Linked DNA regions of Homo sapiens: regions 1 and 3 are each linked to region 2. Evidence: chromatin loops called from intact Hi-C (ENCODE). Cell type or tissue: CD4-positive, alpha-beta T cell. All regions are shown on one strand. Region 1 overlaps RPTOR (regulatory associated protein of MTOR complex 1). Region 2 holds the start of LOC400627 (a long non-coding RNA gene). Region 3 overlaps ENDOV (endonuclease V).

Region 1 (8,000 bases), 100 kb after region 2:
AACTATAACTCAGAAGGTCAGTCTGGACTGAGTATTAATTTTATCTATGAAAAACCCTCAATTAACTGGAACCTTGCCTACGGGAGTCCTTAATTAACTCTCCCCCTCCTTAATCTTGCTAATTAGCAGATACACAAATGCTAACAGCAGGCTTGAGGAACTTATTAAAACAACCACTACCACCATCCTTGCAAAGTGTGACCAGCGGAAGACAGCTGTGGCCACATCTCCTGGACTTTCTCATCATGAAGTTCTGCTGCTCTTGAGCTCTGGTCCCATCACATGACCCTAAGGACAATTTCAAAAAATACTCTGCCATGTTTGCTTTCTGCCCCCTGATCCCCTGTGTTTTTCTGCACTGTGTGAAAGTTGCAGATAGCATGACGCTTTGCCCAGAAATATTCCTAAGGAAAAGGACATTTGCTTCCATGAGCACAAAGCCATGATCACACTCCAGACACGTGACAGCGACACAGTCCTCCCTCCTGACACGCAGTCTGGAGTCAAACTCCTCCCAATCCTGCTGCCTGACACGCAGTCCAGAGTCAAATTCCTCCCAATTGTTCACAACTGTCCTCTGTGAGCCTCTGATTTTTGATCCAGGATCCAACTAGGAACTGCACTTAGCTGATACACATTAGTCTTGAGAATAAATCCCCCCACATTTTTGGGGGTGTTTCTTGAATTAAAAATCTAGAAGGGGGGCCAGGTGTAGTGGCTCACGCCTGTAATCCCAGCACTTTAGAGGCTGAGGCACGCAGATCACTTGAGGTCGGGAGATTGAGACCAGCCTGGCCAACATGGGAAACCTCGTCCACTGAAAACATAAAAATTAGCCAGGCATGGTGGCAGGCGTCTGTAGTCCTAGCTACTCGGGAGGCGGAGGCAGGAGAATCGCTTGAACCCGGGAGGCGGAGGTTGCAGTGAACCAAGATCGCCCCACTGCGCTCCAGCCTGGGCGACAGAGTGAGGCTCTATCTCAGAAAAAATAAAAAAACAAAATAAAATCTAGAAGGGAACAGTACAGTTCTTTGTAGACTGTCCCACAATGAGAAGTTTTTTAGCCGCTTCATTGATGTATAAGCGACATATAAATTTGAAGTACGGAATTTGAAGATTTTGGACGTACGTCTACACCTGTGAAGCTACCGCCACAGTCTAGGTGGGGTCTGGCCCCTCAGACATTTTCTTCTGCCCCTGTGCCCCCACCCTCACCTGCCCCCAGCAGCAGCTCATCTTCTTTCTGTGACTGTAGTTTGCATTTTCTAGAGTTTTAAATGAATGGCACCATACAGCAGGTACCCTTCTTTAAACTGGCTTCTTTCACTCAATCTAACTATTTTGAGATCAGTTCATGCCTTTTCATTGTTGAGTACGATTTCATCGCATGGAAAGATTGCAGTTTGCTTATTCATCCGCTTGTTAATGTATATTTAGGCTATTCCCAGTTTTTGGCCATTATAAATAAAGCTGCTAGGAACATTCATGTACAAGCCTTTGTGTGGACATGCTTCCATTTCTCTTGGGGAATACCTAGGAAAGGAATGGCTGGATTGTATGCTGAGTGTGTGCTAATCTTTATAAGAAACTGTGAAATAAGTTTGCAAAGTGGTAGTGCACACTTTGCACTGCCCTCAGCAGCATACGAGGGTTCCAGTTCCTCCACGGCCTTGCCGACACTTGATAACAGCAGCTTCTTAGGCATCTACTTGGTGTGCAGTGGTATATGACTGTGGGTGCAGTTTGCATTTCTGGCATCTACTTGGTGTGCAGTGGTATAAGACTGTGGGTGCAGTTTGCATTTCTCTGGTGACTAATGATATTCAGCATTGTTTCATGTGCTGATTTGCCATTTGTACTTCTTTGGTGAAGTGTCTGCTCAAACCTTTTGCCCAATTTTCTTTGTCTGCTTGTGTTTGTTTTCATATTGATTTTTGAGAGTTCTTTCTATACTCTTGCCACAAGTTTTTAACAGAAAAACGATTTGTCAATATTTTCCCAGTCTGTGTCTTGCCTTTTCATTTTCTCCATGTCATCATAGGGCAGGTGTTTATATGTATGGGTCTATTCCCTGACTTTCTTCCTGTTCCATTATCTGTTTGTCCATTTGAAGCTATTTCCGATCTTGAGTACTGTGGATTTACAGTCACTCTTGTAATCAGGTAGTATTAGTCCTTCAACTGTGTTTTTCTTTTTCAAAGTTGTTTTGCCTGCTGTAGGTCCTTTGTATTTCCATGTGGATCTCAGAAGCAGAAATCAAGATAACGGACGATCTCTTCATTTATTTAGGTCTTCCTTCATTTCTTTTCACAATGGTTTGTAGTTTTGGTGTACAGATCTTGCCCACCTTTTGTCAGAATGTATCCCTAAGTATTTCTTTTTTTTTAGTGGTATTGTAAATGTTCTCTATTTTAATTTCAACTTCGAATTGTTGATTGCTAGTGTATATACATAAATTGATTTTTGTATATTGATCTTATAACCTGCAAACTTACTAAATTTTTTCTAGTAGCACTTTAAAATAGATTAAACTGGATTCTCCACATAGACAATCATGCTGTCTGAAAATACAGTTAAACCTCTTCCTTTTGAACTTGAATGCCTTTTTTTCCTTGACTCACTGTACTACCTAGAACTTCCAGTACAATGTCAAGGGATGTGACAAGAACAGATGGCTTCATCTTGCATTCAGTCTTTCACCACTGTATGGTGTTGGCTGTAAGTTTGTGGAGATGCTGTTTGTCAGGTAGACGAAGTTCCCTTCTATTAGGAGTCTGCAGGGAGTTTTTTTTTTTTAAATCAGAAGTGGATCTCAGATTTTGTTAAAATACTTTGCCTGCATCTCTTGAGATGGTAATATGGTTTTCATCTTTTTTTAATATGGTAAATTACATGGACTTTTCTCTCTTTAAAAATAATTCTTTAATAATCTGAAGAGGCATCCATTGATTTTTCAATCCTTAAACAGGTTTGCATCCCTGAAATAAATCCCACTAGATCATGTTTTGTTTTTAAATAGCATTGAATTTAATTTGCAAAAATTCTATTTAGCATTTTTGTACCTGTGTTCAAGAGAATACTTATCTGTAGTTTTCTTTTCTTGTAACGTGTGTCTAACCTTTGGTATCAGGTAATGCTGGCCTCATAGAACAATATGGGAAGGTGCTTAGATGTCATCCAAATACGTCTTCCTTAATGTTCAGTAAAATTCACTGGCGAAGTCATCTGGACCTGCAGTTTTCTTTGTAGTAAAAGTTTTCACTACAAATTCCACTTGTAGTGACAGGCACAGTGACTCAGGCTTTAATCCCAGCACTTTGGGAGGCCAAGGTGGAAGCATCGCTGGAGCCCAGAAGTTCAAAACTAGCCTGGGCAATGTGGTGAGACCCAGTCTCTAAAAAAAAAAGAAGCATAGTGCTATTCAGATTAATGATGTCTTCCTCAGTGAGTGGTATGTGTCATTCAAGGAATCAAAGTTATCAAATGTTCTCCCATCAAGTTGCTCATGATATTTGCCTATCATCCTTTTAATATCCCTAGAATCTTTCATGATGTCACCTCTATCATTCCTGATGCTGGAATTTGTGTCTTCTTTGTTTCCTTATCAGTCAGGGTGGTGTTTCACAGTTTTATTCATGTGTTTTTTAAAAAAATGTTTTGTTCAACAGATTTTGATGTTTCACTGTCTTCTTTCGTATTAGTCTCCAGTCTGATTTGTATCATTTCCTTTGGCCGACAGCTTTGGGTTTACTCCACTCACGCTGCCCTCTTCAGGTGGAAGCCGGGATCTCCGGTTGGAGACCGTCCCTCTTTTCCAATGCATTGTCTAGCAGCTGCTACACACTCCCCTCTCAGCACTGTTCAGAGCTGGGTCCACGTATACTCAACCTATTTATTTTATATCTTAATATACATGTTTATATAATGTATTTATTTAATGCAAGTATTTATAATTATATGTACATTATATTATATATTATATATACATACTTATAGTAATAAATATTTTATATAAATCTTTGTTATTCACGACTTATAATATCTATGTATCTTAATATTACATATTTATATTCTATTTTGCATTAAGCACATATATATTAATTTACTTAAAATTTTATGGAATGAAATGAAAATCATTTATTTATCTAAAAGTTTCTGTTTCTAAGTGCTTAGAGACATTCCTACTATCTATTATTGATTTGAGTTTGACTCCACTGTGGCTGTAGAACACGCCTGTAAGGCTTCAGTTCTTTACATTTGTTGAGGTTTATTTGGCCAAGGGTCGGGCCTATCGTGGCACAGCCTCTGTGCACTGCATGGCTGCTGTGTGGCGTGTTCTATAAACGTCAGGGCCCAGCTGCTGGAGAGTGCTGCTCAAGTCCCCACTATTCCTACTGATTTCTCTTCTGCTTGTTCCGTCAGTTACTGAGAAAGGAGCACTGAAACCTCCAAATGTAATTACGGATTTATCTACTTCTCCTCGCAGTTCCATCAGTTTTGTTGGATGTATTTTGAAACTCTATTATTAGGTGAATAGACATTTAGGACTGCGACGTTCTCTTGATGAATGATGAATGGACTTCCGTAGCATTATGAAATGTCTATCTTTATTGTTAGCAACGTTCTCTGCTCCCAAACCTCCTCTGTCTGATATTAACATAGGCCCTGCAGCCTTCCTCTGCTTAGTGCCTGCATGGCAGAGCTCTTCCCGTCCTTTTGCCTTCAATCTACTCGTGTCTTTATGCCAAAAGTACATTGCTTGTAGCCATGGTATGGTTTTTTCTTGCTCTTCAACCTGGTGGCCTCTGCCTTCTCATTGTGGCGTTCAGTCTCCACACTGCAGTGACGGGCAGGATTAGGTGTCCATCTATCATCCTGCCTTTTTCTATTTGTTACATCTACTCTTGGTTATCTTTTTCCTTCCGTGTTGTCTATATTTATGACTTCATATCATCTCTGTTGTCAGCTAATTAACTGTAATTCTTTTTAAAATTTGAGTGGCAGCTTTAGGGTTTATGGACTACTGCAGTTCATCTTCAGGCAGGTGATATGAGACCACTTCAAACAAAGTCCAAGAATCTTACAATAGTATTTCTTCATTCTCTCTCCTCCCCATCTTTTTGTTACTGTTAGCATGCATTTTGCTCTTACAAATGTTATACATTCTGTGGGGTGCCGTGGCTTGTGCCCGTGATCCCGGCTACTCGGGAGGCTGAGGCAGGAGGATGGCTTGAGCCAGGGAGTGTGAGCTTACAGTGAGCGGTGATCAGGCCTGGGCAACAGAATGAGACCTTGTCTCGTAAGGAAAAAAAATTAAGAGTGCAAAAGGCTTATTGAAAAAAATTCATAGTACACTGTTATTATTTTTCTTAAAACAATTATCTTTTAAAGAAGATTTAAATAAAAAGAAAAAAATCCCATATTTATCCACATAGTACTCATTTCTGCTGCTTTGAATTCCTTTGTGTAGAACCGTGTTTCCCTCTGAAGAGTATTCTCCTCAAGGCTAAAGGACTTCACGTTTCTTGTAGTGTGGATCTGCCGGGGATAAGCTTTCATCTTTTGTATGTCTTTAAAAGTCTTTATTTTGCCTCCATTTGGAAATATATTTTCAGTGGGTATAGAATTCTAGGTTGACAGTTTTTTCTCTTTCTCTGTCTCTCTCTCTGCTTTAAAGATGCTGTTCCGCTGTCTGCCTTTTCCATCTGTAGGAAATCTGTGAGAAACCTGCCATCACGCTCACCTTTTCCATCTGTAGGAAATCTGTGAGAAGAAACTTGCCATCATTCTCACCTTTTCCATCTGTAGGAAATCTGTAAGAAGAAACCTGCCGTCACTCTCACCTTTTCCATCTGTAGGAAATCTGTAAGAAGAAACCTGCCGTCATTCTCACCTTTGCTCCTTACTGGCTTTTTACTGGCTGCCTTTAGACTTTTGAATTTCTCACTGTTTTTCAAGTAATTTGATTGCGATATGCCTTCGTGTAGTTTTCTTGTGCTTGGGGTTTGCTAAGCTTTGTGGATCTGTGGGTTTATAATTGTCATCAAATTCAAAAAAATGTTAGCTATTGTTTCTTCAAATACTTTTTCTGCTAGCCTCCTTTATGGACCCCCAAATAGTACGTTATGTCACTTGCCGTTGTCCCGCAATGGAATAATATTCTTTTAATTAAATTTTTTTTTCTTTTCTTACCATGCTTCATTTTTGTTAGTTTCTATTGCTATTTTCTTTCTTTCTTTGAGGCAGGGCCTCACTCTGTTCCCTAGGCTGGAGTGCCATGGCACAATCACGGCTCTTTGCAGCCTCGACCTCCCGGGCTCAAGCGATTCTCCCGCCTCAGCCTTCTGAATGGCTGGGACTACAGGCACGCGCCAACATGCATGGCTGAGTTTTGTATTTTTTCATGTGGAGTCGAGGTTTCACCATGTTGCTCAGGCTGGTATTGAAATCCTGGTTACTCAAGTGATCTGTCTGCCTCAGCCTCCAAAAGTGCTGAGATTACAGACGTGAGCCCCGTGCCTAACCGTGTACTGTTTTCTCCTGCAATGCTTAACTGGTTGTTAATCCCATCAAGTATATTTCTTCCCATCACATATTGCAGTTTTCATCTCTAGAAATTCAAGTTGGGTTCTTTTTATATTCTCCGTGTCTCAATTTAACTTTTTGAATATGTAGAGTAGACTTCTAACTTTTTAATGTCCTGGCCTGCTAATGATAACACCTGCAGCAGTTCTGAGCAGGTTTTAATGGGTTGATTTCCTTTTCTTCATTACGGGTCATATTTTCCTGATTCTATCTGCCTGGTAATTTCTGGCTGGTAGTGTGAAGTGGAGTGTAACCTGGCATGGGGAGTGATGCTGGGGGAGGCCCTCTGGGATCAGAGTCCTGGGAGAATCCTGGACAGACGGCTTTCTTCATGTGCCCCCCTTGGTGCTCCTTGTCCTGTGCGGTACCATCTGTGTCAGATCAGTGTCACCACTGTGCCCTGCTCTGTCTCATGTAAACGGCACACACTTCTCCCCGGTGGCACATGGTGTTCTTCCGTCTTTTCTTCCGCCCGAGCCCACCTTCTTTAAGGCCTCCCCATGAATCCCTCAGAGCTTCTGGCACAATGGGACACACGGTGTGCCCCAAAGGTGCTTGGGAAATGAGGGGAGGTCCCAGGCTCGCCCTTCCGCTGGGCCCAGCCTGAGTGGGCTCCGATCCTTCTCAAACTCTTAAGTGTGTCCTGAGGGCCGGCTGGCGGCAGCAGGGGGATGCTGAGAACACTGGGGGAGTGGCTGGCTTCTGTCTGCACCTCTGAACCTCTGAGCAGGCTCTGCGATCTTCACAGGTGGACCCGTCTGTACACCATGTGCACCCCGATCTGCACAATGGCAAGCCCCAGGAGTCACAGGGACGGCTGAGGGCTGCAGGAGGCACTCATCATGTGGGGGCGGAGCCCCGGAGGACCACCAGCAACACGAGGAGGGGGCGGAGCAGACATCATGGTGGGCGGAGCCCCGGAGGACCACCAGCAACACGAGGAGGGGGCGGAGCAGACATCATGGTGGGCGGAGCTCCAGAGGACCACCAGCAACACGAGGGGGCGGAGCAGACATCATGGTGGGCGGAGCTTCGGAGGACCATCACCAACACAGAGGGGCATGCACACATTGTAGGGGGTGCACACATCATGGGGGGGTAGGGGTGGAGATCCGGAGGACCGCCAGCAACATCCATGGCCAGACGTGGGGAGGGGAAGGGAGTAGAGGAATGACCCCTCAAAAACACAGGGAACTTTCATCTCTGGGAAGTTATCGCCAGGGTAACGATGGAAGGAAGGGCGAGGCAGGTGAGGTAGACGAGGCTCAGTTTCTACCGGAAACACTTCAAAATGCCCCTCAGTGGAATGATTGCTTTTAAACATGCAGGTGCAACAAGCTGGTTAAGAAATTAATTCACAGGAAGGCCTGTGATGCCTGCAGGCAGTTACAAGAACACTGCAGGCAAGGGCATGC
Region 2 (8,000 bases):
TCAGCCTCCTCAGTAGCTGGGACTACAGGCACAAGCCACTATACCTGGCTAATTTTTTTCTTTTGCAAGAAGAAAATTATTTTACAATATTATTTTATGATATTATAATTCTTTTACAATATCGTTCTGGCTCTCTGAGGCCCCTTGAAGTTGAGGATTGGTTTTTCTTTTTTCTTTTTATTTTTGGAGACAGGGTCTCATTCTGTCACCCAGGCTGGAGTGCAGTGGTGTGACGACGGCTCACTGCAGTATTAACCTCTCGGGTACAAGTGATCCTCCTGCCTTAGCCTCCCAAGTAGCTGGGACTACTACGCCATCATGCCTGGCTAATTTTTGTATTTTTTGTAGAATGGGGGTTATGTTGTCCAGGCTGGTCTTGAATTCCTAGGCTCAAGCAATCCACCTGCCTCCGCCTCCCAAAGTGTCGGGATTACAGGTGTGAGCCACTATACCTAGCCTGGTTTTTCTATTTCTGTGAAAAAGGCCATCGGAATTTTGATAGAGATTGCCTTGAATCTGTAGATCATTGTGGGGAGTATTGCTAACTTAACAATATTAGGTCATCCAATCCATGAACGTGGGATTTCTTTCCATCTTTAGAGCCTCTTACTTTCAGCAATGTTTTGTAGTTTTCAGTGTCAAAGTCTTTCATTTCCTTTGTCAAATTTGTTTCTAGATATTTTATTCTTTTGCATCCTATTGTAAATAGAATTGGTTTCTTAATTTCCTTTTCAGATTGTTCATTGCTAGTGTGTCATTTTTCTCCCAGACCAAAAAGTTTTTAAAAGTAAAACAAAAACAAACCCGTGGCCAGGCGTGGTGGCTCACGCCTGTAATCTCAGCACTTTGGGAGGCTGAGGTGGGTGGATCATGAGGTCATGAGTTCGAGACCAGCCTGGCCAACATGGCAAAATCCCGTCTTTACGAAAAATACAAAAATTAGCTAGGCATGGTGGCGCACGCCTGTAATCCTAGCTACTCGGGAGGTGGAGGCACAAGAATCGCTTGAACTTGCAAGGCGGAGGTTGCAGTGAGATGAGATTGCGCCACTGCACTCCAGCCTGGGTGACAGTGAGACTCCATCTCAAAAAAAAAAAAAAAAAAAAAAAAAAAAAAAAGGCCCGGCGCGGTGGCTCACGCCTGTAATCCCAGCACTTTGGGAGGCCAAGGCGGGCGGATCACGAGGTCAGGAGATCGAGACCATCCTGGCTAACACGGTGAAACCCCGTCTCTACTAAAAATACAAAAAAAAAAAAAAAAAAAATTGCCGGGCATGGTGGCGGGCGCCTGTAGTCCCAGCTACTCAGGAAGCTGAGGCAGGAGAATGGCGTGAACCCGGGAGTGGAGCTTGCAGTGAGCGGAGGTCGCGCCACTGCACTCCAACCTGGGCGACAGAGTGAGACTCCGTCTCAAAAAAATAAAAAAACCCAAAAAACCACCCATGTGGGTCCCACTTTGCCTTTGATTGTGGTTGTTGGCCTCTGTCACCTTCCCTGCAGAGCCTGGGGGTGGTCAGTCTCCTCCCTTTTTTTTTTTTTTGAGACAGAGTCTTGCTCTGTCGCCCAGGCTGGAGTGCAGCGGCGCGATCTCGGTTCACTGCAAGCTCCACCTCCTGGGTTCACACCATTCTCCTGCCTCAGTCTCCTGAGTAGCTGGGACTACAGGTGCCCGCCACCATGCCCGGCTAATTTTTTTTTTTTTTTGTATTTTTAGTAGAGATGGGATTTCACCGTGTTAGCCAGGATGGTCTCTATCTCCTGACCTCGGGATCCGCCTGCCTCGGCCTCCCAAAGTGCTGGGATTACAGGCATGAGCCACTGCACCCGGCACGGTCTCCTCCCTTTACAGGCTGTGAGGATGGGCATCCTGCACGTGGTCAGGGCTTTCATAGCCAGTTGGGTTGACAGCAGTGCCTCATCTGGGTCTTCCAGTTAGGGGAGAAGCTGGGCTCAGAGTATGAAGATGGGGGCGGCTGTGTTACCGCCCACAGGCACCTCCTCCTGCAAGGCAGGTCATGCCACTGTACCAGCGACAAACTCTGTGGCTCTCCTGCATCCAGCCCCTCCTTGCTGCTATGGTTGGGAGCCTTTCTGGGAGCCCTTAAGCTCTTGTCTCCCACGTGGATGGGGTGCGCAGCCCAGGAAGGCTCTGCTGGTCCAGATCCCCATGCCCACCTGGGCCTCTGCTCCATGCAGGTGGTGGCTGCTCCCGCTCCACAGTCTGAGTTTGCTGCCTTTTCTTCTTTCTTTTTCTAACACAGAGGGCATGGAGGGGGTTGTGGTTGGTAAACCCAGTGTGCCTTGCTCTTGGACTCCCTGGCACCTTGGATCCCGGGCTGCTTGCTGGGGGCCTGTGACAGGCCCTGTGCTGCCCTGGGGCTGGTGCTTTCAGGGCTGGCTCCCCCATCGCTGGGTTTGGAGGAGCCCCTGGCTACAGGGTGGAACCTGGTTGGCCCCCAGCAGCTGCTGAAGGTGGAAGCAGCTGGCAGTTGGGGGCTGGTTCTCTGTGGGGGCAAACTGACCACGGTGAGCCAGGCAGGGGCCAGGACTGGGGAGCAGTTGGTGAGGGTGTGCGGGCAGCTCTCTGGGCCTCCCCCTGCTGGGAGGTGAGCCTGGGACCCCATGTGGGGAGCCCCCAGCCCCCAGCTCCTGCCAGCCCTGGGTTGGAGGCTGCGGAGCTTCCCGGCCGCGCAGCTTGTCCTCCCTGGAGGGCCCTGGGGGCTTACACCCTCAGGCAAAGCCTTCCCATCCACCCCTCCAGCTCGCCTGCGGTGGATGGTGGATGACCCTGGAGGGCAGCCGGGAGAGCCTCCAAGGGGAGGCCAGAGGGGAACCCACAGCTCTGAGTACTCCTGCGCCTCCCCCTGCAGATGCGGCTGTGGTTCTGTACCTCACCAGGCTGTGGGGATCTGAGTGGGGGTCCTGGGGTCTGGGCAGTTCTTCTGACCTCATCAGATGGCATCTGCCCTCCGATGCTGAGCCGTGGGTGACATCAGCCTTCTGGGCCCAGGAGGCCACCTGGCAGGATGGCTCAAGCAGCCTTGGGCAGTGACCTTGGTGGCTGTCGCTGGTGGCCATGAGCCCTGCATGAGTGTCCCTGGCCTCAGCACTGGGGGCTCCTCACTTCCTGGCCCCTGGAAGCAAACTCAGAGCATGCCTGTGGGGCCACAGGCTGTTTGGAGGACGCTGCAGTGATGGCCTTCTGGGGAGTGAGGGCTGGGTTTCGGATAGGGAGGTGGGAGATGGGGGGTCCTGAACTGCCTTTCCCGCCACGTCAGGACCCAGGGCCGGGGACAGCGGGCGTCTGGGGGGCTGCATGGACGATGGGGGAGGATGTGCAGGCTGGCGGGGGAGGGGGTGGAGCGCATGGGCTGCCTGGCCCTGTCTTGGGGACATGAAGCCTGGTTTGCCAAGTGGGAACCGAGGGACATGTGCTCCAAGAGACACATCCAGGGACTGCAATCAATTTCCAAAGGGCCTTTTCTCCTTTCAGCGATGCTGTTAAGAAAGGCAATGAATCATGTGCCACAAGAATCTTGAGAGAACCCACGAGCTTGGGAGCTGGTGACAGACCCCCATTCGGAGCGCTCTCTGCACAGCTACACAGCGACCCCGCCCCCGCCTGCCCATCAGGACGGCTCTGCAGCTGCAAAGGGCGAGTGCTTGGTTCCCAAGGCAGGGCCCAGCTCCATGGTTCTCCTCGCCTCACTCTCCTCCGTGAGCCTCAGGGACCCGGTGGCCACAGCACCCTCAGTTCTCCCCAGAGTTGCTGTTCCCACCTCTGGCTGTGAGGTAGGTGGCATGGCAGAGGGGGCTGGCCTGGGATGTGGGATCCTGCTGTGAGCGGCACCAGTGGGGTTTGTCATGCTGACACTGATGACAGAGGTGAACTCATGGTCCCCCGGCCCTGGGGAGCAGAGACCCCCTTCCAGGCAGCAGGGCAGGGTAGGTGCATCCAGCACCCTCCATGGTCGCAGCCCTCCACCAGGTGGCAGGTCACGCCATGCCTTCTCTGTCCTCACAGTGGTGTGGCGGGGCTGGGTGTGTAACTCTCGTCCTGTGTTCCGTGGACACTGTGCCTGGGTCACACAACAGCGGATGGAGCCTCAGAGCCCCAGGAGCCCTGTGGCTGCTCCTGCTCCTGGGACGGCAGGGCCAGCGCAGGGACTGTGGAGCTCAGGAGGAGGGACCCTCTAGCTCATTATGTAGAGGAGGCGGCAGTCAGGCGGACGGGGTGGGCACCGGAGGGAGGATGGGATGGGCAGGGAAGCCGCCGCAACAGCTGCAGTGAGGTTCTTTCCCAAGGTGGAGGAGGGGGAAGGACAGGCAGGGCCCATGTGGTTGGGCTCTTCCTCCTCCAGCTCAGGAGCCACCGACAGGACATGGCCTCAGCTGGGTGGCACCAGGTGACCAGGCCCAGCTCAGGGTCTGCTCTCCTCTGATGGTCCAGGCGGGTACCGTGCAGCCCTGGGACTTGACATCGGCTGAGCTGTGGCAAAGAGCTGTGTTCTTCCCAGCTCCCAAGCCCTGTGGCACCCGCAGTTGTGAAGTCCTCAGGTGACCTCGGACAGTGTCCATTGGGTGCTTCCCTGGTGCCAGTGCTGTTCTGGAAGCTTCTGTGGTCTTGTTTGGTGCTCACAGCACTCATGCCTGCAGTAACTGTCCCCACATTAAAGTGAGGGACAGGCTGGGGCTTGGAGGTGCCATGGTGGCGCCAGTGTCCCAGGGCCACCAAGCAAACCACCGTGGGCCCGGCAGCCTGAGCGGCAGGCCTGTATTCCCTCTCCACCCGCCCTGTCTGGAGGCTGGACTTGGAGACAGAGGGGCCTCTTGGCTATCTTCTTCCGGGACCACTCTCCCTGGCAGGTAGGCTGTGTCCTCGTGTGGCCGTCCCTCTGTGCACAGCTGTGTCCTAATCTTCCTTCTTATAAGGACACCAGTCCTACTGCATTGGGGCCACCCTGGTGACCTCATTTCACCATACTCACCCGTGCAAAGGCCCTGTCTCCAAATACAGCCGCAGGCCCGGGTGCAGGGGTTCCGGGCACTGGGGCTTCCGCAGGCGGATGTGGGAGGTCCTGCTCGGCCCCCACTCTGGCCTCCCCGCCCGCCCTGTGTCCTTCAAGGGTTCCTTCCTGGTCTGTGCCTGACTCTGAGGCTCTGTCCTGTCTGGGGACGTGTGGGCTCCGGACCACCCGGTAACTGAGTCTGAGACACAGACCCCCAGAGGCCAACTGCTCTGCCGCCTCCCGAGGGCTATCCGCCAAGACTCCTGGAAGGGGGCCAGGCACAGACGTGTGTTGGAGGCCACAGCTGCCCATCTGGCAGGTGCCTGCAGTCTCACCCAGCAGAGCCATGCTGAGCAGGAGCCCCCATGGCCACCCCTGGCCCTCACCGGCCCCTCGCCAGAAGGCTGAGCATTCCTCCACATGGCATCACCAGGCCTGGCCCCTTCACCACAACCACACGGGGTCTGGCAGTGGCAGGGGCAGGTGTGGGCCTGGCTCAGCCCTGGCCTCCCCTGAGGCTGGCTTCTACAGCGTGCCCATCCCCATGTTTACAAGAACTCGATTTGTACTCATCTCGGTGACAGAAAAACTGGTGCTAATGGGAAAAATATGACTCTCTCAACAGGAGCCCGCCTGGCACAGCTGCGTGAGTGCCGGGCGTCCTTGCCTGAAACAAACTGCAATTCAGCGCAGGATTCCAGGATTCCATGGCAACGTGCCCTGTGTTCCGGCCCCGGCTGGGGCTTGGGAGCAGCTGCTGTGTCATGGGGGATCCACTTGTTTACCGACAGCCCCAAGGACCCGGACATGGTGCCAGCTTCCCATGCCTTGGCCCTGAGATCTGGGAGGCCCATCGCGGCCGGTGCTTCCCCCAACCCCACTGAGCATCTCCTTCCCGCCCTGTGTCCACCCACCTCCTGCCCAAGACCCCTGAGTGTTCGTGGGCTCTACCTGGTGGGATGCTCTTTGGCTTGTAGACAGGGGTTGGTTGGCAGCATAGTGTTCCCTATCGATGTCCACATCCTAGTGGGAGCCTGTGACTACCTGGCTCGGGGGATCCAGGTTGCAGATGAAATAAGGTTGGATCAGCTGACTTTAAACTAGGGTGGTGACCCTGGAGCATCCCGGGGGGCCCAGTGTAATCACAAGGTCCTTAAAAGTGGAGGAGGGGCCAGCGTGGGGCTCACGCCTGCAATCCCAGAGCTTTGGGAAGCCGAGGCAGCAGGATCCCCTGAATCCAGGAGTTCGAAGCCAGCCTGGGCAACAAAGTGAGACCGAGTCTTCAAAGCCAGCCTGAGCCACATAGTGAGACTGAGTCCTGTCTCTACAAAAAGTAAACAAAAATCAGCCGAGTGTAGTGGTGCACGCCTGTGGTCCCAGCTACTCAGGAGGCTGAGGTGGGAGGATTGCTTGAGCCTAGGTCAAAGCTGCAGTGGCCATGATCACACCCCTGCACTCCAGCCTGGGTGACAGTGAGACCCTGTCAAAAAAAAAAAAAAAAAGTGGAGGAGGGAGGCAGGCGAGCCGGGCTCAGTGAGGAGGGCCCAGGCTGCAGTGGGTGCCAGAATCTATCCTGGAAAAAGGAATGACATGAACACGAGGGAAGCCCCGAAGGGCCATTCAGTGCAGCACTGAGTGAGAGGGGACGTCCTCAAGGAGCCACGAGCCCTGGTGATGAGGCCGTGGTGGGTGGGGGCCCAGCGGGTAGCAGGCGCCCCCTCTGTGTGCGCAGCGGGGCTGGTTGCTCCACATATCGCCCTGGTGCATCCGAGTCCCGAGCTGCCACTCCTGCAGGCCTGCTCTAGGGCGGGGCGGGGCTTGCACAAGCAGCACCTGTAGGTCCCGAGTGCGTGGCTCCCCCAGCCCCAACACACCCCCCAGCCCAAGTGGTGGAGTAAAGGTCTCCGCACATGGCCTTGGGGTGGGGTTAGGACCCCAGTCCCTGCCACCACCCAACAGGCAGGGCTTTGGGCAAGCTACTCAGTGCCCGAGACCCAATTTCTGGTCGGCAGGTGAGAGGGGCCGGGGGGACAAGAGCCTGTTCCCAAGCTCTCCAGAAGTCAGGCCCCTGAGGTGGTGCAGTGTGGCTGACATGACCATCCCCACGGACCCTTGCCTCCCACTCGCCCCGCAGGACCATGCCCAGGCCCGTTGCCTCTGCTGTGGCTTCCACAACATTCCCCCTGGCTCCCAATCCCTGCACGGACCTTGCTGCTTGGGAAAAACCTCAAGGGACAGGCCATGACCTGCAGAGCAGAGTGTGATCTGGAAACGGGAGCCTTTCAAGAATTGGCCAGACGGGGACAGGCGTGGTGGCTCACGCTGGGAGGCTGAGGCAGGTGGATCACCTGAGGTCAAAAGTTCGAAACCAGCCTGGCCAACATGGCGAAACCCCGTCTCCACCAAAAATATAAAAATTAGCTGGGTGTGGTGGTACAGACCTGTAATCCCAGTTACTTGAGAGGCTGAGACAGGAGAATCGCTTGAACCCAGGAGGTGGAGGTTGAGGTGAGCCAAGATCGTGCCACTGCACTCCAGCCTGGGTGACAGCGTGCGATTCCATCTCAAAACAAAAAGCAAACCCAAAAAGAGTTGGCCAGAGGGATGTGCAGATGTGATTAGGGCTAAGGACCCACACAGCCCGAGGTGGGTACGGCCCCTAGGCCTGGAAACACTTCTGGCCTGCATGAGAAGTGGTGACGGTGGGCGTGGGTCAGAGGCCCTGAACTGGAGGAAGGGGCCACGAGCCAAGGAGAGTGGGGGCCTCCAGAAGTGGGGAGGAGCGGGGAAGCGGCTTCTCCCCCAGGAACTCTGACGTGGCCCAGATTTCAATGCAGACTTGAATGGGGCCTCTAACCGTGAGAGGATAACCGTCATTTTAAAGAGAAAGACACGTGTCTGGCCTACGTCACAAGATGGCTCTTGCCACACAGTACGCTCCCTGATGTGGGGTCTGCGCCACAGGGCTGGGGGCACTGCCTGGGAGAAAAGG
Region 3 (8,000 bases), 540 kb after region 2:
ACCGGCCCCTTCTTGTAGAGGTCAGGTGAATGGCAAGAAAGGATTCCAGGGACTTCTTCATGCTCTGTGGCAGATTCCAGCATCCTCAGGGGGCCTGGGATCTGGAGGCCAGCCGGCATGTCAAGGGCTGGGGGGTGCTTGCAAGGTGCCCAGGGGCTGGGGCTGGGCTGCAGGTGGGCCATCCCCTTTGCCCCCACTCCTCAGCTGGCGCCTCTAGCCCACACCAAGAGAAGATGAAGTGGCCAGACAGGGGCCTAGGGCTGCTTTCCCACAGTGGAGACAGTTTTGAGGCTGTGCCTCTGGGGCAAGGCAGGCAAGGACAGAGGACAGTGATCAACTTTCAGAGCCTGTGGGGACGGTGCCACCCCCGATCCTAGCCCCCGCCGGGCACAGAGCCTGGCACCCAACCCCTCAGGCACCAGTGCCACCCTGTCTGGCCTCCTGCCCCACAGCCCAGACTGCCCGTGTGCTGCCCCCGTCCTCGGCCCCCTCCAGGCTGAGATGAGGCTCTCTGCTCCCTCTTCCTGGGACAGGCTGGAGGATGGCCAGGACTGGGGTCAGGGGTCATGGCAGGCAGTGAGCAGGTGCTAAAGCCCAGCTACCCCAGCTAGGACCCCTCCCGTGTCAGGGCAGAGGTGGTTCAGTGTGGCTGGGGCTGAGGACCTGCTTTAAAAATGAACCCTGATTTTGCAAGTAAACCTCAGGGTAAAGAGATCAATGGAAATAAATAAACAAACAAACAAATATGTGAAATAAAAAATGAATCCTGAGAAGAATAAAAAAGAGCAAGCAAGTTCCATCTATTGAAAGGGGTGGGCAAAGCACAGGCTGCAGGGGTCGTGCAGGCTGCAGCTCCGAGTCCCCTTCGTCGGCTCCGGGAAAGCGTCTCATGCGCTCTCAGGATCTGGCACTTGCCCCCATAGAGATCTGTCCTCTGAGGCACCGTGACCACAGCTGACCAGCCGATGACGGAGCAAAGAGGGGCCGTGGTCACCTCTGCCCCACCTGGTGCTGGGCTGTGCTGCGGCGTCCCCCTGGGGTGGTGCGGTCAGCCTGTCTTTGGGGACTGGGTGCTCCACCTGCGGCTGAGATGAGGTTCCCCTAAGTCCCTAGACCACCCCCAGGGGTGGTCAGTGTCCTGAGGCCAGAACGGGGTGGCCGGTGGCCTTCTTGTCTTCATGGTGCCCAGTTCCACCCTACTGCCAGTCCTTGCCCGCCTGCTCCTGGGAGCCTGGCCTTGGGGCTGTCCTGGGGCCTGGGCTGTGGTCCTGTGGGGGCTGGCCCTCACCTGAGGACTCTCCGGAGTCTCCTTTGGGGCATGCCACTGGCCTCTGCGCCTTCGGGCTCCTGGTGATGACATTGAGAAAGGGACAGCATCAGATGCTAGCGCCTACCTGACACCCCCTCACACCCCAGATGGGGTCTGGGAACTGCGCTTGGCCTGGACACTCAGGACCTGCTACAGCCCAGGGCAGAGGGCAGGGCAGAGCACGCTGCTCAGACACGCAGCTTGCATTCAAGCGGGCCGGCCTCCAACTCTGGGAGAGCTTGGGGGGTCCCCGCCACCTGCTCCCTCAGTTCTCAAAGCAGCCTAGGGAGGCCTGGGAACAGCCCCTGGCTTAGAGGGAAAATGAGCACGAAGGAACCGCAGCCCTTCAGTAACTAATCGTGGGCGAGGGCAGGGCGAATCCCAGGCCTGGGGCCTCCTGCGATCTTTGCCTAGGGAGTGGGGGTGTCCTCTCAGCCTGGAGGCTCAGATGCAGGGCCTGGAATCCAAACTGCCCACACTGAGAGAAGAGGAAGTAGCCAGACTGAATTCTGCTTTACTCCTTATCAACACTCAGTGTCCCAGCCTCCTCATCTGTAAAGTGGGGTCACAGTACTTGTCTCACATCAAGGTTGCTAGCAGGATCAAACCATCTGCAATGGTTTTAAGACAATGCCTTGCACTGTTAGCGGTGACTGTGCCAGGCACACTGTCACTCTAACTTACAAGAACCAGTGGGACAAGAATTACAGAGCCTATCCCGACGATGAGGAAGCTGAGGCTCGAAGAGTGCAAACGCCACAGCTGGCTATGCAGGGCTGGATCATGTCTGACTCCGAGGCCACGCCTTTTCTGCAGAGCCCACGTCCTGGTACCTCACAGGCTAAGTGGACTGAGGAAGGCTGGGGATAGCCCTATTGGGAGGTAGGGCTTGGACCAGACAGGGCCGTAGTTCCAGGGCTTTGCGTGGAGGCAGTGGTGTTTCTGGAGAGTTCCCACGAGAATAGGAGTCTACCCCACTCCACTCTCCTCCCTCTTTGAAGACCTCTCCTGTGTCCCCTGCCTTCCCTGGCCCTGCACTGTCTGTCCTGAGCCACAATATTGCAACAAGGAGAGGCTGAGCCACCGGAAACAGCCCATGCAGGTGTCTGTGAGATGCCCCTTTAGTGCCCCAGCCTCCCTGGGTGCTCACCTCGGTGTGGGTGGCCCGGGGAGTCCCAGCGACTTGCGGATGTGCTCTCGGGAGCAGATGTCAGCCTGGGGGAGACAGACGTGCTGCTGGGTGCTGAGCTGGTCTCTAGACCAGTTTCCCACCAGGAGCTGCTGCTGGCAATGCCTCCATCCCCCACAGAAGCCCACTCAGGACACACAGGTCACAGCCAGTTCTTCAGGCTCAGGAGCCGCGGCCCTGTCAGCGAGTGTGGGACAGGCATGCCTGGGACTTTGGGGTCAAAGCCCCGCAATGGCAGCTCTCAAACCGAGCTGGGCAGTCCCTGAAGGGCCTGAGTAGCTGGTGAGTGGACAGGCTGAGTGAGGGGGTCCTGGGTCTCCTCCCCACCAGTGGCAGTTGGAGCTGCTCAGCCTTCACTGGTTTCCAGTCTGTGCTTCCCTGTAGGCTCTGCGCAAGCCGAGGCTTCCCTGCTAACACTTGCTTCTCTGGGGGCTCTGAGCCCAGCTGGTCTGTCCTCTCCCTGACTAGATCAGCAGTAACCCCTGTCCCGTCTCCAGAATCACCAAGATAAAAGAGGGCGGTGGGCCACAGGCTGGGATGGGGGCAGACCCTAGCAGGGAGGGACACTGAACAGGGCTCAGGTCTGAGTGGGAACCCCCGGGGGCATGGGGGGTCTGGCCCTGGGAAGTCCCCCTGATCCCAGCTCAGATGAGCTTAGATTAGCTTCAGGGCTGCACGACTCATGGAAAGCAACGGCTAATCCCCCAGCCTGCTCCTGCTTCCATTCATGGGGGAAGTGGGGCAGCGGTAGGCGGGGCCAGCACCTCTCACCTTCCCCTGGAGCGGCCCAGCCTGGCCTGGCAGGAGAGCCTGGACCTGGCAACCAGGAGCGCCGCAGCGCCTGTGACCATGGGGCCACCAAGACGGCCCGGCGCGGAGCCAGGGAGAGAGCAGACCAACACTAACCCCGTCTGTGCTCTCCCAGGACCTTCTGGAACAGAGCAGGAGGTGAACCTGTTGAGAGGTGAGTGAGCTCAGGAAGAAAATGGACCGAGAGACAGAGCCAGCCCTGCAGGACACGATCCTCGGCTCACGCCCAACAGTAAGAAGCTGCGGGCTCCTGGTACGGGGTGGCTGCATATCCCAACTGGTTGCGGCTTTCCTTCCTCTGGAGGGTGGGCCCAGGATTTGGCAGGCTCTTTGCTGGTGCTAGGCACAGATCCTTGCTCTATTTCTAGATGCTTAAGGTACTCACAGGCCAGGTGTCCCCTCCCTTGCAAGGATGGGCCACTGTCCTACTCTGGGGCGCGCTGAGGCAGAAAAAGGTACAGGAGCTCCAGGAACTGTGCTGTCTGCAGCAGCAGCACGACCTAAAGTTCCTGTGGCTGAAGGCCTGGGGGACAGTTTCTTGGGTTCTCTCTCGGAAGACCACACGGCTGAGTTGGAATGGAGGAAGAAAGGCCTCTTTCCTGGGGGCTGGGGACACAGCTCACAGGCTTGAGAGTCCACACACCTGTGCCCTGAGCAAAGCCCTGCAAGGCTGTGGAGCCCGCTCTCAGACGCCACCACTGAGCACAGCTCCCCAGGGCGAGGGCCATTGTGGTATGTGGGCTGCTGCTGCCCCCTGGAGGCCACACTGCGCGCCAGCAGCCGGAAGGCCCCGGCCCGAAGGTGGTGGCCTGGGGGTTTTCCACCGGTGCTGCGGCTGCCCCAGGGCAGGCTGCAGGGCAAGCGGTGGGGTAAGATGGGGAAGGGGCAGACACCAGGGAGGCTCAGGGGCTGGGCTGCTGGAAGCAGCATGGCTTGTGCAGACCTGCGTCCACAGCCTCCACAGCACGCACAGCGGCCACCTAAAAAGGCCAATCTGCGGGCGCCCCGCTGCCAACTCACAGCCATCCAAGTCCCTGTGGGTGACGTCTGAAACCCTGGCGCACCCCAAGATGCTCACGGGCTCCCACCCACTCTGTACTTCACTGCCATCTGGCTCCGGCCACACCTTCCTGCTGAGTTTTTGTTTTTTAAAGTTTTTTTGAGATAAGGTCTTGCTCTGTCACCCAGGCTGGAGTGCAGTGGCCCAATCAGGGCACACTACAGCCTCGACCTCCTGGGCTCAGGTGATCCTCCCGCCTCAGCCTCCTAAGTAGCAGAGACCACAGGCACGCACCACCACACTTGGCTAATTTGTTTTTACGTTTTTTTTGTAGAGACGGGGTCTATGTTGCCTAGGGCGCCCTCAAACTCCTGGGCTCAAGTGATCCTCCCACCTCTGTCTCCCAAAGTGTTGGGGTTACAGGCGTGAGCCACCCTCCGGGCCCCCCATTTCTTGAGCACATCAAACTCCTTCCTGCCCAGGGCTGTCCTTCCCCTTCCTCCAGCGGGTCTCTTCCTAAGACTGACTTTTCTTGAACCCTCACTCTGTGGGCTTCTCTGGGACAGCATCCACCCGTGTCTTGTGGTCCCCTGGTCCTATCGAGGCTGTCTGTGGGCATCTCGTGCCAGCTGTCTCTCCCTGGCCCACAGGCTGAGTCCTTTCTCAGCTGAGCTGATGGCTTCAGCAGAGTTCTCACCCTTCCTGGGGGACCGAACACCAGTTTTGTGCTGGGTCCTGGGGCGGGCATACCCAAGTCCCCAGACTGGCGTCTCTGGGGCCTGCACAGCTTTCCTGCAGGAGCCTCCTGGCTCAAGTTCAGCTGCTCCCTCTGGGACCTGAGGGGCTGGCTGGGAACTGGCAGGACACCTCACCACCTGAGCTAACATCACTGATTCTCCAAGCTGGCCTGTATCTGGGTGCAGGAGGCTCAGAGAGGCTGGGAGGCTGAGTGCATGGGGTGCAGGGCCTGGGGATGAACTCTTGGGAGCCCTGCACCCCCCAGTCTACTGTCCTGACTGCAGGGCCCAGCAAGCTCTCCAGCAAGATGTCTGTGACCTGTCCTCGGCCCAGGAACCCCCGTCCTCATGTCACTGCACTCTGACCCCAGCTGAGCTGCTGGGGAGCCCTGAACAGCAGGTGGCAGGAAGCAGAGGAGCCTGTGCTGCCTCCCCGCATCCCCAGCACACCCACCTGGCGCACGGGCTCTGGGATCCGGAACCTGCAGCAGCAGCAAGTCAGGCGCACAGCGGCCTCCAGGCTCATCCTGTGGCCCACGGAGATGTAGAGGGGCCTGGTGCTGCGGTCGTGGCTCCTCAGGGCCTGTGACAAGGAAGGCGAGGGCTGTCCTGTGGGCTGGGCCACCGGGACCAGGGTCAGGACAGCCTCAGCAGCTGGAGCTCTGACAAAATGTCCTGGGGGCAAGGGGGAAGCTGAAGGGGCAGTGCTCTCAGGGGCCAGGGCCTGCCCACCCTCAGGGCGCCTTCCTGCTGCTTGTCCCTGGGGGAGGGTGGGCTCCCTCAGCACGGCTGGAGGAAAGAAACACAAACATCACACCCTGGACTCAGTCAGAGGCAGGAGGATGGATGGACGGGCAGGCGGGGGGTTGATGTGGGCAAGTGTGAGTGCACGCGTGTCTGCATGCACCTGTGTCTGCCTGCAAAGGATCCCCTACCCCGGGGCTTTGGAGGAGCTCAGGGCCCTAGCTACTCACCATTCCCAGGACAGTCCCAGAGTCTCCCAGCAGAGGGAATGAGTCTCCTCGAGTCTGCAGGAGTCGGATCTGGAAAATGGAGGGAAAAATGGGGAAAAAAACCCCTCTCTTCTTGGTGAAGGGCTGAAGGCAAGTCTCTATTTTTTGAGACGGAGTGTCGCACTGTTGCCCAGGCTGAAGTACAGTGGCGCGATCTCAGCTCACTGCAACCTCTGCCTCCCGTGTTCAAGCGATTCTCCCACCTCAGCCTCCTGAGTAGCTGGGACTACAGGCATGTGCCACCACGCCCGGCTAATTTTTTGTATTTTTAGTAGAGATGGGGTTTCACCATGCTAGCCAGGATGGTCTCGATCTCCTAATCGCGTGATCCACCCACTTCGGCCTCCCAAAGTGCTGGGATTACAGGAGTGAGCCACCGCAACCGGCCCAGGTCTCTTTATTTTTAAAACCCAGTCACTGGGCCAGGAAAGGGAAGGGGACTGATCTTGGAGGTGAGCCACAGCCCAGGCAAAGCCACACCACCTGAGACGACACTGAGCGTGCAGGCGGTGAAGTGGTCTTGTCCCTGAGCTGAGGGTGCTGCCCACAAGACCCTGTTCAAACCTGATGATGGGGCTTAGAACAAGGGCAACAATCTGCCCAGGGCCGCTGTGCCAGGCTGGCAGCCACACAGGTGCCGCCACTGCCCAGTGATGGGTGCTGAGCCCGCTTCCTTCCTGTGGCTTCTCTCCTGCTTTGGGCACATCTGACACAGCTCAACAGGCTGGTATTTCTGGCGGCGGTGGACTGGCTCATTGAGTGGGTCTAAGGTCCCCATCAACTCAACAGATTTTTATTAAGCAACTTCTCCATGCAGGCACCTGAGAGCTAGGAGGAATGAGAGACACAGTCTCTGCTCTCAGAATCTGCCATCCAGTGAAACAGCTGGGGGTGTCAACAGCTCCCTCCATTGTGAGTGTCTCACTCCCAGTGCCAACATGGGGTCCCAGAGGAGGAAGATGCAGGGGAAGGTGAGGTAGGAAGAGTGTGGGTGGCAGCTCCAGGCAGGTCTTGGCGGGAGGGGGGCCTGGAGGCTGTGGTACCTGAGCATGCAGGGGAGGAGACAGGGGCTGGGGCAAGGCGGGGTGGGGAAAGCACCAAGTGCGCCCGGGACAGCCTGGAAGCCCGTCCTGTCCCCAGTAACTGGAGGACTTAGCCCTACTTGGTGTGCCACGGTGGCTCAGAGGCAAGGGGGACCAGAGAGGCAGGCACACCCAGGAGGCAGGAGAGGAGCTCAGAGCGCCCTCAGCTGAGACAGGCAATGCAGCACCCAGAGGAAAGCAGGTCTTTCTTACTCCAGGCCACAAGCCAGGGATGAGGAGGGCAGCGTCAGCAGGCAAGGGCTGGTCCAGAAGTGTCCTCATGCCCAGGGCCACCACAGCCCCGCCACTGAGCTGCCGGGCATGGCCTGCAGCAGGCCCCTCCTCACCTTCTCCTTGTGCAGGGCGTTGTTCTCCAGCCCATCCACCTGCAGAAGTTTCTTGGCCACCCCAACACACGGCAGGTCTGTAAGGACGCCAAGGTGGCAGGCCACCCCAAAGCCTGCCAGAGAGAAAGGAGGGTGGGGTTGGGGAGGTGGGGCTGGGGCCTGGCACAGGGATTCAGGACAAGCCAGTCTTACCAAAAGCTTCCCTAAGTGAGCAGAGGTCTGTGGACAGGCAGAGGGCTGGGGAAACCAGATCTAAGTCCCAAGCAGACCTGGGCGAAAGCCCCCTGTGCCCGATGTCCTGGGTGCAAGGCCGTGGAGGAAGCCTCCTTCTCTCTGACACGGTCAGTGCCAGGGTCAGCACCTCGCTGGCGTGCTGGGATACTGCAGCTCTCCGGTCATTTCCTGCACCTCCCAGCTTCCTCTTCCCTCGACGGTGGCCTGCCAGCGCTGGCACGAGCATGTGGGTCGGCACATGACAACCCTTTGGCTCTGCACCCATGTGCGAGGGCAGCA

What was found. A loop is a pair of places that touch in the nucleus more often than their neighbours do. Peaks named below come from ENCODE experiments on the same cell type or tissue, not always from the same donor. Only the 100,000 strongest peaks of a DNase experiment are listed, where the experiment ranks them.
Region 1: it touches region 2 in a loop (3-fold over the local background); 76 of 110 quality-filtered maps call a loop at or near these places.
Region 3: it touches region 2 in a loop (7-fold over the local background); 106 of 110 quality-filtered maps call a loop at or near these places.

What each region holds. Positions count from the first base shown.
Region 1 is chr17:80,862,159-80,870,158 of GRCh38, reverse strand. The region is part of intron 13 of RPTOR (regulatory associated protein of MTOR complex 1); the gene reads right to left. Among named protein-coding and RNA genes, the nearest start is that of CHMP6, 130 kb to the left of the region's middle. In CD4-positive, alpha-beta T cell, CTCF peaks have their summits at 3,552 and 3,751 (motif pointing left); DNase peaks (open chromatin) are centred at 3,758 and 7,598; H3K27ac peaks cover 288 bases.
Region 2 is chr17:80,966,579-80,974,578 of GRCh38, reverse strand. It overlaps LOC400627 (a long non-coding RNA gene), which reads left to right and starts at 3,366. Exons shown (of 2, transcript NR_148968.1): 1 at 3,366-3,791; 2 at 5,634-8,000. RefSeq lists enhancers at 3,155-3,959, 3,960-4,765. In CD4-positive, alpha-beta T cell, a CTCF peak has its summit at 3,941 (motif pointing right); a DNase peak (open chromatin) is centred at 3,988.
Region 3 is chr17:80,423,120-80,431,119 of GRCh38, reverse strand. It overlaps ENDOV (endonuclease V), which reads right to left. Exons shown (of 10, transcript NM_173627.5): 5 at 7,488-7,600; 6 at 6,020-6,088; 7 at 5,500-5,628; 8 at 2,460-2,524; 9 at 1,289-1,347. Among named protein-coding and RNA genes, the nearest start is that of MIR4730, 7.7 kb to the right of the region's middle. RefSeq lists enhancers at 5,166-5,665, 5,666-6,167. In CD4-positive, alpha-beta T cell, a CTCF peak has its summit at 4,068 (motif pointing left); DNase peaks (open chromatin) are centred at 3,209, 3,349 and 4,059.